Linked DNA regions of Homo sapiens: region 1 is linked to region 2. A link is a loop called in an ENCODE intact Hi-C map of the cell type or tissue named here. Cell type or tissue: GM12878. All regions are shown on one strand.

Region 1 (8,000 bases), 1.3 Mb after region 2:
GGTAAACAATAATACATTCATGTCATGGGAGGGTGGGGCACCCCAGCTCCACAGGGATGGAAGCTCCTGTGCTTGGGACCCTTCAAGACCTCACCTATAAAGGAAAAGATATATAAGTATCTTTTCATCTGGCTGTTCATTTATATCCTTTAAAATATCCTATATAACTGGTAAATGTGTTAGTCCCTGAGTTCTGTGTGCCACCCTAGGAAATTACTTGAACCCCAGGGGGTTGTGGGAACCCCAGTTTATAACCAGTCTGTAAGAAGCAGAGGCAAAAGAACCTGGAGCTTTCAGTTAGCATTGAAAATGAGGGCGGGGCAGTTTTATGAAACTGAGCCCTGAACCTGTGTGATCCGATGCTCTCTCTCCAGGTAGATAGTATCAGAATTGAATTAGAGAACATCTAGCTGGAGTCTGCTGCAGAATCGTTTGCTTGATGTGTGGGAAATTCTCCCTAGGCCTTATGAGAGTATAGAGGGAGAAACTGAGTTTATTTTTTCTACTCCTTATCACAGTTTCATGGTTTAACTCTTACTGTTAAATAATAGGAATTTTTTTTTTTTTTTTTTTTTGGAGACAGAGTCTCACTTTGTTACCCTGGCTGGAGTGCAGTGGTGCGATCTCTGCTCTGCTCACTGCAACCTCTGCCACCCGGATTCAAGTGATTCTCCTGCCTTAGCACCCCGAGTAGCTGGGATTACAGGCGCCTGCCACCGTGCCTGGCTAATTTTTGTAGTTTTAGTAGAGACGGGGTTTCACCATCTTGGCCAGGCTGGTCTTGAACTCCTGACCTTGTGATCCTCCCAAAGTGCTGGGATTACAGGCATGAGCCACCCAGCCCGGCCAATAATGGGAATTTCTTTCTTTCTTTCTTTTTTTTTTTTTTGAGGCGGAGTCTCGCTCAGTAGCCCAGGCTGGAGTGCAGTGGCAAGATCTCCACTCACTGCAACCTCCGCCTCCCGGGTTCACGCCTTTCTCCTGCCTTAGCCTCCCGAGTAGCTGGGACTATAGGTGCCCACCACCACGCCCGGCTAATTTTTTGTATTTTTAGTAGAGACGGGGTTTCACCGTGTTAGCCAGGATGGTCTCGATTTCCTGACCTTGTGGTCCGCCTGCCTCGGCCTCCCAAAGTGCTGGGATTACAGGCGTGAGCCACTGCGCCTGGCCAATAATAGGAATGTCTATCCAGCTGTCTGAGGCTCTTATTTGTAGGGTACAAGATGGTCATTAGTGAGGTATTTTTCTTTCTTTTTTTTTTTTTGAGCTTTGTTGCCTAGGCTGTAGTTCACTGGTGCAATCACAGCTCACTGTGCCCTCAGCCACCTGGGCTTGAGATCCTTCCACTCACCCCCCACTTCCCTGGTAGTTGGGTAGGTGTGCACCATCATACCAAGCTAGGAAAATTTTGTACAGACAGACAGGGGTCTCACCGTGTTGCCCAGGCTGTTGAATTCCTGGGCTCAAGTGGTCCTCCCGCCTTGGCCTCCCAAAGTGCAGGGATTACTGGTGTCAGCCACTGCGCCAGGCCTGTTTTTTTCTTTAGATGGTCATTGGTAGCTCATGAATATTTGGCTGTAGTGCCAAGTGAATACAGGTGTTTTGGATGTGGTTTGTGTCTGTATAGTTACATCATTTCTTTCTCTGGATTGGGCTCTTTGGATGTTACACATTATAAGAGTATAGACATCGAATCATTTGGAGATCTGTTTTGGTCACATAGTCTGTTTGTTACCTTTATATTGTAGCCCTCAGAATGCTGAAAGCAAAGCAAAGTTGCATGTCTAGGCAACCTAGGCCCTGGAAATGAAGGCAGGTGTTCCTGGCCTCTGGTGTGTCTTCATAATGTTAGGGGTGGTAGAGAATGGAGCTAGAAAGAATCTACTCTTTACTATGTCTTACTCTTCAGGGTTCATTCCAGCCCTTGAAGTCGGTAACTAAGTCCTAAAATGTTGGGATTGTGCAAGGAAGGCAGGGGCCTGGATTGGTACATGATACCTCACTGGGACCTCCTCCCAAACGCAGTGGTTACATACAGCCAGAACTCAGCAGCACCGGCATTTATGAGAGGTGTAAGAATGTGAGGATAAAGGATTGTTTGATCTGATTCTTCAGAGGAATTACTTGTCGTTTGGAGATTTTTTTTTTTTTTTTAAACATTCATGGTTTTGATTCTTTAGGAAGAGTCCTGGAAGTAGTAATGTGTGTAACTAAGTCATGAATTTAAACTTTATACCCTGTGCTTTAAGGCTGCTGTGTGTCACCTCTAGTGAGCCTGACTTGTACCACATTTTGGTCTGGTTTGTTGTGCTAGACTAGAATTAACAAAGATGATTTTTATGAGAGTGCTTAGGCTTTTGTGCTGTATGGACAGTTTGGGGTCTTTGGATACATTCCAGTGGCTATCAAGAGTATTGTGTCCTACTGAGAATTTGATTTTTGAGTTGAATGGATACGAATTAAATAGTACCTGGTTTGTTTGGCTTAATACATAATATTGAATTTTATTGTCTCACGTGAATAAAACTGAACACTTCATGATTACATGATGGGGAAACATGTAGGGGCTTTGTCTCTATTGAAATATTTTTCTTACAGTTGTTTTTGTATTTTATTTTAGGCAAAAGTCAACAACTCTAGCTTAATTGGAGTAGGCTATACTCAGACTCTGAGGCCTGGTAAGTATTCTTGATAAAGTAGGATTGTTTTGATAGTATTAAAAAATTTAGTTTTCATTCTTCAGCTTACTTTTCAGACCTTTCAAGCACACAGAAGAGTTGAAAGAAGAGTACAATAAATACGTGTTTACCTTTTACCACAATTTTTTATTTCTTTTTCTTTGCTTTTTTTTTTTTTGCTGGGCCATTTGGTCATGACACTTCTCTTCAGAATAAGGCCCGTCTCTTCTTTTCTGCATAACTATAATACTATCACACCTAAGAAAGTTAGTGATTCCTTATTATTTAATACCCACTTCCTGTCAGTTTCCTCGCTTGTATCTGAAATGTTTTGTAGTAATTTTTATTTTGTTGATCAAAGTTCACTCATTGCTTTGGTTCTGCCTATAGTCTTGTTGACTTTATATAATATTTTGAAGCGTGCTGTGTCTAGAACAGCGCTTCTCCAACTTCAGAGTGCACATGACTCATCTTGGAATCTGCTTAAAGTACTGGAGACTTCCCCCTTCAGATAGGGATTTTCCTCCCCAAAGTTTATTTTGGTGATTTTGAAACCTAAAGAAAAGTTGGAAGAATGGTACAATGAACATCATATGTCCTTACCTTGCATTGACCAATTATTAACAATTTATTAACAATTATTAACATTTACTACATTTATTTTATGTCTGAAACTTCACATACTTTTAAAAAAATGTATGTTTTGCAGACATACAGACATGGCAGCCCCTAGCATGTGTATCCTAAGAGTAAGACATTTTTCTTTATAAGCACAATACCATTGTCGCATCTAAGAAAACTAACATTAATGTAATACCAAATACATATTCAGATTTACCCCCGTTCCCAAATGTGTCTTTATTGTAGGTTTTCCTTTCTAGGATCGAATTATGATTATGTCTTTAGTCTCTTTTCATCGGGATAGTATACTCAACATTATAGTATATTCTAGAACACTTTGAAGTTGTTATTAAAACATTTCTCTGTGACTTGGTGCCTTAGCTAGAATGGTAACCCAGTTCTTCTGGTGTCTCAGATACTTCCAAGCGCCCTCTGGTGGCCAGCACTAGTAGGTCAGCTGACAGGCTGAGGAAGTGACAGGCAGGCTCTGGGGATGACTGTGAAAGAAGGCCCAGACTGAGTGACGTGCCAGGTACATCACGGTTTTTTGTTTTTGTGTTTTTTTGTCTTAATAGGTGTGAAGCTTACACTCTCTGCTCTGGTAGATGGGAAGAGCATTAATGCTGGAGGCCACAAGGTTGGGCTCGCCCTGGAGTTGGAGGCTTAATCCAGCTGAAAGAAACCTTTGGGAATGGATATCAGAAGATTTGGCCTTAATATATTTCCATTGTGACCAGCAGCAGGCTTTTTTCCCCCAAGAAGATGATCAAAACAAAGGATGATCTCAACAAGAGCTGTATTTTAAGTATTTAGACAGTTCTTTGTTAGCTGGTTTCTAGTTGGTTATCTAGTTACCAATGCTGCAGTCCTGCAGTCACCTATACATTATTTAAATGTATTTAACTGTTAAATGCGCTACCCACCAATAATGAAATAGACCTTTATGAAAACTGTGCAATTGTGTGCATGTTTGTTTTTATGTTCCTTTAGAAAACATTGACTGTTACCATTGAATGAGATGGATCAGTGGATATTAAGATGAGGTTACAAATTTTGTTAAGTTCAGCCATTATTACTTTTGGTATCCCAGAACATGACAAATTATGAATAAAACAAGTATACATAATTAATGGCTCCAAGTATTTGCGGAGTTCCACGTTTGCCAGCTAGGATCAAATCCCCGTGGTAGCTAGCCAATACTTGATTTTTCCAGTGAGTATTTTGCTCTGTACCTAAATCTGTGCCACAGAATCTTCTGTGTCCCTAGATTCCACGAGCTTTTTAAGACTACAATAAGAGGATACATGCTTTTACACTTTTACATGCACAGTTTGTAAGTCTGTGCAGAATTGCCCTGCATCATTGAAAGGAAAAAGAGAAGGTGCTGAAAAGTTACACAAACACACCATACCCCTGTGAGCTACTGCTAGGAACATAAAGTAGGCCCTGGTTTGGTGAGATGGTGTTAAGCATACAGAAGAGGAGTAAGGTGTAGACAGTGAGGGTAACCTGAGGGACTGTGAGAGGTCATTACTCATTTCCTTCTAGGCAGACACACTGAAAGGTGGGTATAGGTAGGAGACCAGAGACAACCCCTTTAGGCTGCGTGGCATTGGCCTTCATCTGGGCATGAATGAGACATTAATAGGTGGTTCTGGCTGGAAAAGTAGGTAAGAGTACGTTTTCTGATGGGAGAAGATAATTGGATATGATTAAAGGTTGGAGAAGATTTGTTCAACAAATCTGTAATAGACCTGAAGAATGGTAGAACCTGAGTGATAAGAAATGGGTAAGAAAATGGAAGGACTTATCACCCAAGAAATGATACATGCTACAAACTTCCAGGTTGAGAAGAAGCTGGTGAGAGACCAGAGCTCAAGCAAGCTCTCCACACAGGAGGGTTGGGGGCATGAAGACCCCTCTGGTCCCACTATTCCTAGGGGACTGGCTTGAATGGCCCATGTGAATCATGGTTCTCTGGAAGGCCCTCTCCAGACAGACATGACTTAAGTGACAGAGGGTTAGAATTTGAGCCAGCTTGAGTCAGGTAAGAGGAGAAACATGAAAAGATGTCCATGCAGGCTAGGCCTGAAAGCAACTCCAGCAGTGTGAAGTAGACCCGCAGGCAACTAACCACTGCTGGTGGTCCTTCAAAGAGAAAAACCCTAGTCATGGGGACTGCTGCCCCTTAGCTAATGGGTGGCCCTTTATTGGGCAGTGGCTACAGTAATTTGGACTGAGGTGTGGCACGAGTGAGTTAACTGTTTTGTCAAGGATTTCCTTAGAGTAAATTGAACCTATTCACCCACATGCATCCTAATATGCTTTTATGAGTTAGAAAAGGGTAGGTTTCCAGCCGTGGTCTTGCGTAGTGTCCAAAATGCAAAGTTTGTCCCAGGAGCTGTGAGCTCGTGTGGCTTTTTTTTTTTTTTTTTTTTGAGACGGAGTCTCACTTCGTTGCTCAGGCTGGAGTGCAGTGGTGCGGTCTCGGCTCACTGCAACCTCCGTCTCCCGGGTTCAAGCAATTCTGCCTCAGCCTCCCGAGTAGCTGGGATTACAAGCGTGTATCACCACACCTGTCTAATTTCTGTATTTTTAGTAGCGACCGGATTTCACCATGTTGACCAGGCTGGTCTCGAACTCCTGACCTCAAATGATCCACCTGCCTCAGCCTCCCAAAGTGCTGGGATTACAGGCGTGAGCCACTGTGCCCAGCCTCATGTGGCTCTTTTAGCTCTGCTTCCATCAGTCTCCAGGGACACTTCCCACCACCGAGGCTTACCAGGTAGTGGCAAAAGCTGCTTGAATTCCAGGCTAATGCCACTTATGCCTGAGGCAGTGTCAGTGGAAAGAATTTGACCATCTGCCAGTGGAGATAAGATCTGTGAGGTTGGGGAGATTTAAATAAGCAGAGCACCTGGGTCGAAGGTGCTCCATGAGGCCTGGTTCCTTCTCCACCTCCCCTCATAGGCAGATGGTTCAGGAAAGCCTGAAGTTCTCTTCATCCTCTAGGGAGTGTAGTAACAACTGCTGTACCTATAGGCTTGTCTGCTTCACGCCTCCCTGGCCAGTGATCCCCCTCACTTAAGAATTTCAAGGAGACGGCAGGATACTCAAGTCAACCCCACGGCAGGATACTCAAGTCAACCCCGAGGTCCTCAGGTCCAGGCCAACTGGCCTGGCTCTTAGAGGTGATGTTCCCCCACCAGGGCCTCCACTGGAGAGGTGAGGCTGGGGAGCTGACTGTGCTGTGAAGACATGAGCAAGCCGCCAGCAGAACTGGCATCACCTACAAAAGCACACAAGTGACACCCGTGGTCCCCTGCAATCCTCTTTCATGTTGTCAGACACCAGACGTGGCTCTCTACCAGTCCCAGCTGCTCAGAACCAGAGCTTCGCCTGCCCTGAGGGAGAGATGTAGGAGGCAGACAAGCCCGAGGTGCTGGGGTCTCTGGCCATTACACGTGGCCAGGCCAGTTAAAACTTTATAACCTGCCTCCTGCCAGCTGGAGGTTCCTGCAGTTGGGCCACAGACCTGGCGCCAGGGAGGGGACGAATCTCAAGGCCCCTTTCACTGAAGGCAGGAGCTGTCTGTGCTGGGCCTTCCCTCCCTTCCCCATCCAGCGCCACACACGGAGGCTCAGGAGGTCGTGTGTCCCAGCCCCACTTTATTTTCGAATTTAAAACTCAGGGTCAATTCCTGGGGTTCCCAGGCAACCCTCCCTCGAGCCCACTCACTAGGGGCCAGCCCTAGATCTTGAAGGCCAAGGTGAGTCCATCGCCCAGGGGCAGGAGGCTGATGTAGACCCTGACGTCCCGCCGGATGCGTTCGTTTAGGTTTCGCACACACTCGGCCGCCACGTCCCCTTTCGGAGGTTGCAGCACCTTCCCGCGCCACAGGACCTGCGGGAGGGCGGGGCCAACCGGGCCGTGGGAGGCGGGGCTTCGGAGGGAGGTGCTCGGGCGGAAGGCGGGGGACTGGGAGGGAGGTGCCCGGGCGGGAGGCGGGGTCTTGGAGGGAGGTGCCCAGACGGAAGGCGGGGTCTCGGAGGGAGGTGTCTGGGCGGGAGGCGGGGCCTCGGAGGGAGGTGCCCGGGCAGGAGGTGACCAGAGCTGGAGACAGAACCAAAGCGGAGGAAAGCCTGGGTACCGGGGCCGGAGCCCCGGAGGGGGTGTAGCCTACGTGACTGGACTGGGTGGGGCTTTGGGGTATAAGAGGAGTCAAGGGAAAAGATGGGGACCCGGCCCGACAGGGTGCTTTCTCCTCCCCCGCAGTGGATCCCTTACTCTGAGGACGGCGAGGATGCCTCCGGGTCGCAGCAGCTGCAGGCAGCGCTCGTAGTAGGCGGAGCAGTTCTCCTTGTCCGCATCCACCACGGCCACGTCGAAGGTGCCGGCCTCGCCCGCCGCCAGCAGCTCGTCTTGCGGGGGGAGGGAGGGCAGGTGCGGCTGAGTCCGCGGCCCCGGCGGCCCTGAGGCCCCTCCCAGGCCGGCCCGGGCTCTGTGACAACCGGCCCTGCCCTTAACCTGCCCGGCAGGCCCAGTCACAGCTCGGCCACACAGCAGCCTCGTTTGCAATGAATGGCTTCAAAGCCCTTCCCGCTTCGGTGCTCACCCAGGGTCTCCAAGGCGGGCTTCAGCCGGAGGTCGATCTTGTGCTCCGCCTCGGCCTGCGGAGGGAGCGGGTCAGCCGTTGCGCCC
Region 2 (8,000 bases):
TGGAAAGTAAAAGCAAAGTATGATGTAAATGGGAGTAATGGAATCAGTTGGAACCATCAGAAGTGACTTAACAGAGAGGAAGGAGAGGAAGGATGTTGGTGGATAGAGGTGGAGTTGAGGTGGCAATGCCAGTGGAAAACACAGTGTTGAGGTGCTGAGGGCTTGGCAGGTGTTTGGGACATGGGGTGGTCAGGAGAAATGGAGGGGAGGGGGTGAAGAGGGGAGAAACAGGCCATAAAGCTGGGACCAGCCATGTGGAAATCGTGCCTGGCTGTGGGTGGGCTAACAGGCCAGGCAGGGACTTGCCTCAGGAAGGACCCATGTCAGGCCGGGCATGGTGGCTCACGCCTGTAATCCCAGCACTTTGGGAGGCCCAGGCAAGAGGATCACCTGAGAGGTCAGGAGTTCGAGACCAGCCTGGCCAATATGGCGAAACCCTGTCTGTACTAAAAATACAAAAATTAGCCAGGTGTGCGGGTGTTCGCCTGTAATCCCAGCTATTTGGGAGGCTGAGACAGGAGAATCACTTGAACCTGGAAGGCGGAGGTTGCAGTGGGCCAAGATCGTGCCAGTGCCCTTTAGCCTGGGTGACAGAGCGAGACTCCATCTCAAAAGAAAAAAAAAAAAAAAAAAGAAAGACCCATGTCCAACTCTCTGGACTCCAGGCAAGGTCCAGAGGCTGCTAGGTCCCAGACCTGAGCTACAAATGATCCCCTTCCAGACATTCCCACTTGAATGTCCCACTATCCACCCAAATTCAACATGATCCCCATCCAAATTAACCACATTGAGAAGCTGGATAACATGGTGGTTAAGAACACACTAGCCATGGGAGCCTGTGAGCATTTCTTTTGTTTTTTGTTTTTGAGACATGGTCTCGTTCTGTTGCCCAGGCTGGAGTGTAGTGGTGCAATCACAGCTCACTGCAGCCTAGACTTCCCAAGCTCAATCTATCCACCTACCTCGGCCTCCTGAGTAACTGGTTCTACAGGTGTGTGCCACCATACCCAGCTATTTTCTTTTTGTATTTTTTGTAGAGACGGGGTTTCACCATGTTGCCCAGGCTGGTCTCAAACTCCTGACCTCAGTGATCTGTCCGCCTTGGCCTCCCAAAGTGCTGGGATTACAGGCATGAACCACTGTGCCTGGCCTGTGTTTTATGACTTGTCTGCGCCTCAGTTTTCTTACTGGCAAAATAGGAATAGTAGTACTCACTTCATAGACTTTTTTTTTTAATTAGCATCTAATTTATTTTCACTGGCAAAAAAATGTATATATTTATCATATACAACATGTTGTTTTGAAATATGTATACATTATGGAATGGCTAAATGCAGCTGATTAACATATGCATACCTCACATACTGTTTTTTGTATTGAGAACACTTTAGAATCGACTTTCTTAGTTATTTTCAAGAATACAGTACATTGTTATTAACTATAGTCACCATGCTAACTTATTTTTTTTTGAGACAAGGTCTCGCTCTGTCGCCCAGGCTGGGGTGCAGCAGCATGATCCTGGCTCACTGCAACCTCTGCCTCCCATGCTTAAGTTGGTATTACAGGTACGTGCCACCAGACTCAGCTAATTTTTATTTATTTATTTATTTATTTATTTATTTATTTATTTATTTATTGTAATTTTAGTGGAGACAGAGTTTTGCCATGTTGGCCAGGCTGGTCTCAAACTCCTGACCTCAAGTGATCCACCCACCCCAGCCTCCCAAAGTGCTGGGATTACAGGCCACTGCACCCAGCCAATCACTGTGCTGTATCTCCTGATAGATCTCTTGAACTTATTCCTCCTATCTATTGATAGGATTTTATGAGGAATAAATTATCAGTATAAGTGAAGGGCAAAACAGTGCCTGGAATAGTCAGGGCTCAATAAATATTAGCCATTGTAACTATACCCCTTGCCAACCTTGACCAGTTTTCTTCTCAGGTTCCCTTGGCTCTGACAGTGACGTGACTAGTTGCTGATGACCTAGGTTCAGAATCTTGGAGTCAATCTTGACTCATCCCTTATCTCGCTTAGAGGGCAGAGCTGGGTTTGAATTCTGGGACTGCTGCTTACTATTAATACTTGTGCGACCTGGGCAAGGTAACTAAGCTCCCTGAGCTTCATGTTCCTCATTGGTAAAATAAAGATGTTGTAACTTTCACTGTAGGGTTGTTATAATAATTTAATGATAGTATTTGTAGGTGAATGGTTCGATGCCTGATGCTAAATAAATGGTACTTGTTATCATTATCATCCTGTATATCATTAGGAACTGACACCTATATATTTTTCCCTTTACATGTCCTTGTATCCATCTCTTCTTTTTTATTTCCCTCCCACCATCCTGGACTAGGCCTTCCTCAGCCTCCCGAGTTTCTGCAGTAGCCCTCCTTCTAACTTTGCTGACCCATTTTATTCATTTTCCTCTTTCTTTTTCTCTTTCTTTCTCTACCTTTTTTTTATTTCCTCCCTCCCTCCCTCCTTTCCTTCCTTTCCTTCCTTTCTTTCCCTTTCTTCCCTTCCTTCCCTCCCTTCCTTCCTTCCCTATCTCTTTTTCTTCCTTTTTAAGAAATATTGGCCAAGTGCAGTGGCTCACACCTGTAATCCCAGCACTTTGAGAGGCCGAGGTGGGTGGATCACCTGAGGTCGGGAGTTCAAGACCAGCCTGACCAACACGGAGAAAACCTATGTCTACTAAAAATACAAAATTAGCCGGGCATGGTAGTGCATGCCTGTAATCCCAGTTACTCAGGAGGCTGAGGCAGGAGAATTGCTTGAACGCGGGAGGCGGAGGTTGCAGTGAGTCGAGATTGCGCCATTGCATTCCAGCTTGGGCAAGAAGAGCAAAACTCCGTCTTAAAAAAAAAAAAAGAAATATTAATGGGACATTGTCTCAGTGCTGGGGATATAGTAGTGAACAAGGCTGGTCGCGGTGGCTCACGCCTGTAATTCCAGCACTTTAGGAGGCTGAGGCAGGTGGATCACCTGAGGTCAGGAGTTCGAGACCACCCTGACCAATATGGTGAAACCCCGTCTCTATTAAAAATACAAAAATTAGCCGGGTATGGTGGCGTGCGCCTGCAGTCTTAGCTATTTGACTGAGACAGGAGAATTGATTGAACCCAGGAGGTGGAGGTTGCAGTGAGCAGAGATCACGCCAGTGCACTCCAGCCTGGGTGACAAAGCAATACTCTGTCTCAAAAAAAAAAAGGAGTGAACAAAAGAGGTGATGTCCCTGCCCTCAGGAAGCCACTTTGGGAGGCACTTGAGGTCCCAGCACTTGAGGTCAGGAGTTTGAGAGCAGCCTTGCCAACATGGTGAAACCCCATCTCTACTAAAGATACGAAAATTAGCAGCTGGGCACAGTGGCTTACGCCTATAATCCCAGCACTTTGGGAGGCCAAGGTGGAAGGATCACGAGGCCAAGAGATCGAGACCATCCTGGCCAACATGGTGAAACCTCATCTCTACTAAAAATACAAAAATTAGCCGGGCATGGTAGCGCATGCCTGTAATCCCAGTTACTTAGGAGGCTGAGGCAGGAGAATCACTTGAACCCGAGAGGCGGAGGTTGCAGTGAGCCGAGATTGCAACAATGCACTCCAGCCTGGGCAACAGAGCCAGACTCCGTCCCAAAAAACAACAACAACAAACACAAACAAACAAACACAAATAATAAATTTCTTCTTTTTTTTTTTTTTGAGACGGAGTCTCACTCTGTCGCCCAGGCTGGAGTGCAGCGGCGTGATCTCGGCTCACTGCAAGCTCTGCCTCCCGGGTTCATGCCATTTTCCTGCCTCAGCCTCCTGAGTAGCTGGGACTGCAGGCGCCCACCACCACGCCCGGCTAATTTTTTTGTATTTTTAGTAGAGATGGGGTTTCACTGTGTTAGCCAGAATGGTCTCTATCTCCTGACCTCTTGATCGCCCCACCTCGGCCTCCCAAAGTGCTGGGATTACAGGCGTGAGCCACTGCGCCCGGCCACAAATAATAAATTTCTTATGTTGAACATAGATTGCTTGAACAACAACAACAATAATGCCATATTTTCTCCCTACTATCTCATTTTAATCATCATAACAACCCTAAGGGTAAGTTTTGGTATTCTCATTTTACAGATGAGATTGCGCTGATTCTCTGAACTCACCCCTTGAAATGGTTGGCACCTAATTATGGGCTTGCTGTTTGCTTTCTTAAAATTTTGGTTTTAACTTCTCATTTAGATCATAGGTCCCTTAAAAGCAGAGCCCTAGTCTTCTCCTCCTTATATCTCCTTCTCCTCATATCTTGTGGCCAAGCACTGTGTGCTATACACAGTGAGTGCTTTTTAACGGGTCTGTCCGTTGGATGGATCCTGTTCTGATATGGGCCGCTTATATTGGTGGTGGTGCCATCTTGAATGCTTTCCACTCTGGGCCCAAGGATGGAGAACCTGGAGATGGTGCGGGCCACAGAAGTGAGGAGGCTAGGTCTCCACCCCAAACGGGCAGTGATTCTGCTTGTCCACTAGAGGCCGCCTTAGACCCAGTTTTAGAGAGCCGGAGAGCTACCAGATTACTCAGCCCACTCCACCCCAGGGGTCATTTCCAGCACCAAGTCTGTCTTAGAACCCAAGGCCCCACAGTCCATTATTGGTGCCTCCAGCTATGGTTTCTTCCAGTAGATCACTAGATCTCAGACATGGAATGAGCTCCAGAATAAAAGTTGCTGATGCCAGCTAGATAACAGGAGTGTTCTGGCAGGTTCCAGGTGCCCCTCAATGAGCCAAATCAACAAATGTATATGGGGCACCCAACTGAGCACCTTCTGTGTACTAGGCAGGGTGCTATACTCTGGGACTAGTTTGGTGAACAAGACCTCCCTTCTCTACTCTCCCAGCTCTTATGATCTAATGAGGTACACAGACAAATCTAAAATCAATGCATTGTGTGATAAACTGCTGACATGATTTCTCCTCCAGGGTTAGTTCTCTCTATGTCTCATTTCACTGTGAATTATCCCATGAGACACCTACTTGCTTTAGGGCAAGGAAGTAAGGCCAGAAGCAGAGAAAAGAAAATCATCCACATTTGGAGAATCACTGCAGAACCCCTCCTTTCAGGAGGTATAAGGATCTCCAGTGTCTTCTGGTAGATCTGAGGGCATCTGGGGCTGGAGTGGGTGCTGGGGACAAGGAAGTACCAGGCCACCTCGACACAGCCTTCCTGCTCTTCCTTCTCCAGGTGGCCTGGGAGCTTTGCTTGGGAAGTGAAGCAGATTCCCCAGACTTTGGGTTGTGATCTGCCTGCTTACTTTCTCACTGATTTATCTTTGCCTCTTTTTGTTTATTTATTTCTTCCTTTTTCTCAGATTATCTGTCAGTCAACATGTTTGTCAAATGAATGTGATATTCAGGGCACTCTTTTTCACTCAGAAGCATGAGGTCAAGGAAGTCACAACAGAGTTGGGGAGATAAGATACAGAGGGATAGAGACAGACTCCCGTGCAGTGCCGCATTTTTCTAAGTGCAAGTTGTGGCTGCCCGTGGCCATTTCCAGGGATAGATCCCTGGGGTCTGAGGGAGTCCGGGAAGGCTTCCTTCCTGGAGGAGCTCTCAGCCTGCCCAGTGGTGAGTTTCTGTGTGCGGGTGTTTTCAGAAAAGACAGAGAAGAGTGAAACATCCCCTCCACCCAGTTGTTCATTCCGCTGTGCCTGGACAAGGGTCTCAGAGGCCCCAGTGCTCCACATTCCTGAGAAGCAGCTTCTGAGTCAGAGCCCCAGAAACAGCTGAGGCGGCTTCAGGCTGGAGTCTTGGCTCTGTTTTCCTCCATTCTGTCCAAAAGCAACTCCCTCCGTAGCTATTTGGATGTGACCAGAAACCCAAGCAGGGCCCTGGGGTGGGAGCCTGGCTCAGCCAAAGTCTATAAAATGGATTTGTTCCCTGCATTCCCTCCAGGGCTGCAGCCGTCAGGTAAAGGTGGGTGCCCAGTGACACCTGTGCCAGAAAGCCCAAGGGGCAGGGGAGACTCACCCTGTGCCTACAAGTTACAGCCCCCAATGCAGCTATTATTGGGTTGCCTCCGGGAAGGGGGTCGTAATTAGGATTTGGCTTAAGTTAAGACAGCAGCATTCCCTGGGCAATCTGCCAGCACCTCCTCACTGCCTGGGCGTGGGGCCCAGGACATGCCAGGGCAATGCCAGAGAGCTGACTCAGGGGGCGGCATTAGGGGAACAGAAAAACCCTTCCCACCCGCCAGCCAAGAGAGGAGATGAAGCTGCCTGGGGGCCCGCTGTGATGGCCCTGCATGCCCAGACCACTAGCAGGCTGTGTATGGGGTCACTTCTCAGGCCACAGAGCCATGAAGCCCCATATTTCCTGGGGCCATCAGCAGAAGGCCAGGGCTCCCCATTCATTCTCTGAGTTCCTTTCTTCCTGCAAAGACCTCTAGCTATGCAGGTCTAGGTTCCCCAAACCCCTTTCTACATTGATGCAGGCCCTGCCATTGCCACTTTCTTAAGACTGTGACCTTGGGCAAGTCACTTACCTGGGTGAGACTTAGATTCCTTATATTTAAGATGCGATGAAGAATATCTGCTTGCCTCATAGGGCTGCAGTAAGGATCAAATGAGATAATGTCTATGAAGGTATCTTGTATATTATAAAGCACATTTATAATAAGGGTATTATTGTTGTCATCATTATTCCTGAGACAGAAATTATAGCCTCTGGCTCCTGAAGCTCAAAGTCCTCCTCTTTGCCTCCTTTATTCTGACAAGTTGCTCTGAAACCCAATGCCATAATCTTAAACCAGTCTTGAGCCTCGGAAGCATTGACACCCGCTCTTCTGCCTGGTGCTATGGTGCCAGCTCCGGGAAGCAACCCCCATCACCCTAGCTCTGTTAAACCGGTTCTTTCTCTTCTAATCAGACTCCTCCAGTCCAGTTTGCCTGCAATGATGACAAAGAAACCTAAAATAGCACAGGCTCTGCAAACACTGCTAGAAACTGAGCTTGGGGCATAAGGTGCTGTCTGTCACCCATGGGCCCGTCTGGGCATCCCAGCCAGGTGCAGCCCTCTGCCCTCCAGGGTCTGGCCTATCTTCCTTTATGCAGCCCCAGGATGACAGTTCCTCCTGTCAGCACTTTGTGTGGCTGAATTGGATGACTACCTAGAAAGCTGGCTTGGCTAGAGGTGCCAGAGGAGGGGGCTTACTGCTCCCTCGACCAGGTCCTCACCCCTGCGCTCTTGGGAACTTCCCTCGTGCCAAGAGGCCAGGTGAGCTGAGCTAATATCACAGGGAACAGCAGCTGCAACTGTGGCCCCAGGGAAGGTTGTGGACTGGGTACCGGAAAACCCTGATTCTGAGGACCCTGTGACGAGCAGGCCCTGGCTTGTCATTGTGACTACAGAACCAGTTTAGTGTGCAGCTGCTGGAGTGCCTGCCTGTGGGCCACTGGGCCTAGCTAGGCTCTGGGATTTCCCATGGGGCCTTCATATGACTTACCCTGGTGGGTGTGGTGGCTGCCAAGGCCTGATTCAAATGAGGAAGCTTGCAGCAGGGAGCCACGGGCATTTCTTGCCGCTCTAGCAGAACACTCATCATTGCCTAGTCCTTCTCTAATTGACCCGATGTTAAGTCGCCATTTGCATGTGGCACGAGTCTCTACCTTTAGAACTTTCTCATCCAGCTCTTTTGTTTTCTTTTCTTTCCTTCTTTCTTTCTCTTTTTCTTTTCTTTTCCTTTCCTTCCCTTCCCTTCCCTCCCCTTCCCTTCCCCTCCCCTCCCCTCCCTTCTCCTCCCCTTCCCTCCCTTCTCCTCCCCTTCCCTTCCCTTCCCTTCCCTTCCCTTTTCTTTGTCTCATCATCTCCCTCTGTCGCCCCAACTGGAATGCAGTGGCGTGATCTTGGCTCACTGCAACCTCCACTTCCCAGGCCCAAGTGATTCTTGTGATTCTCCTCAGCCTCCTGAGGAGCTGGGATTACAGGCACACGCCACCATGCCTGACTAATTTTTTG

The links. A loop is a pair of places that touch in the nucleus more often than their neighbours do. Peaks named below come from ENCODE experiments on the same cell type or tissue, not always from the same donor. Only the 100,000 strongest peaks of a DNase experiment are listed, where the experiment ranks them.
Region 1: it touches region 2 in a loop (8-fold over the local background); 12 of 110 quality-filtered maps call a loop at or near these places.

The regions. Positions count from the first base shown.
Region 1 is chr10:75,227,024-75,235,023 of GRCh38, forward strand. It overlaps VDAC2 (voltage dependent anion channel 2), which reads left to right. Exons shown (of 10, transcript NM_001391963.1): 9 at 2,621-2,678; 10 at 3,875-4,425. The coding sequence ends at 3,966. COMTD1 (catechol-O-methyltransferase domain containing 1) reads right to left here. Exons shown (of 7, transcript NM_144589.4): 5 at 7,915-7,969; 6 at 7,587-7,720; 7 at 6,618-7,202. The coding sequence ends at 7,050. Among named protein-coding and RNA genes, the nearest start is that of COMTD1, 4.9 kb to the right of the region's middle. RefSeq lists an enhancer at 6,883-7,032 and silencers at 7,163-7,342, 7,663-7,892. In GM12878, a CTCF peak has its summit at 3,753 (motif pointing left); DNase peaks (open chromatin) are centred at 3,738 and 7,338; H3K4me3 peaks cover 1,235 bases; H3K27ac peaks cover 936 bases.
Region 2 is chr10:73,881,739-73,889,738 of GRCh38, forward strand. It overlaps LOC124902454 (a long non-coding RNA gene), which reads right to left and starts at 7,725. Exons shown (of 2, transcript XR_007062196.1): 1 at 7,489-7,725; 2 at 6,724-6,931. RefSeq lists enhancers at 4,407-4,516, 5,448-6,647, 5,811-6,529, 6,676-7,634, 7,091-7,170. In GM12878, a CTCF peak has its summit at 4,513 (motif pointing right); a DNase peak (open chromatin) is centred at 7,476.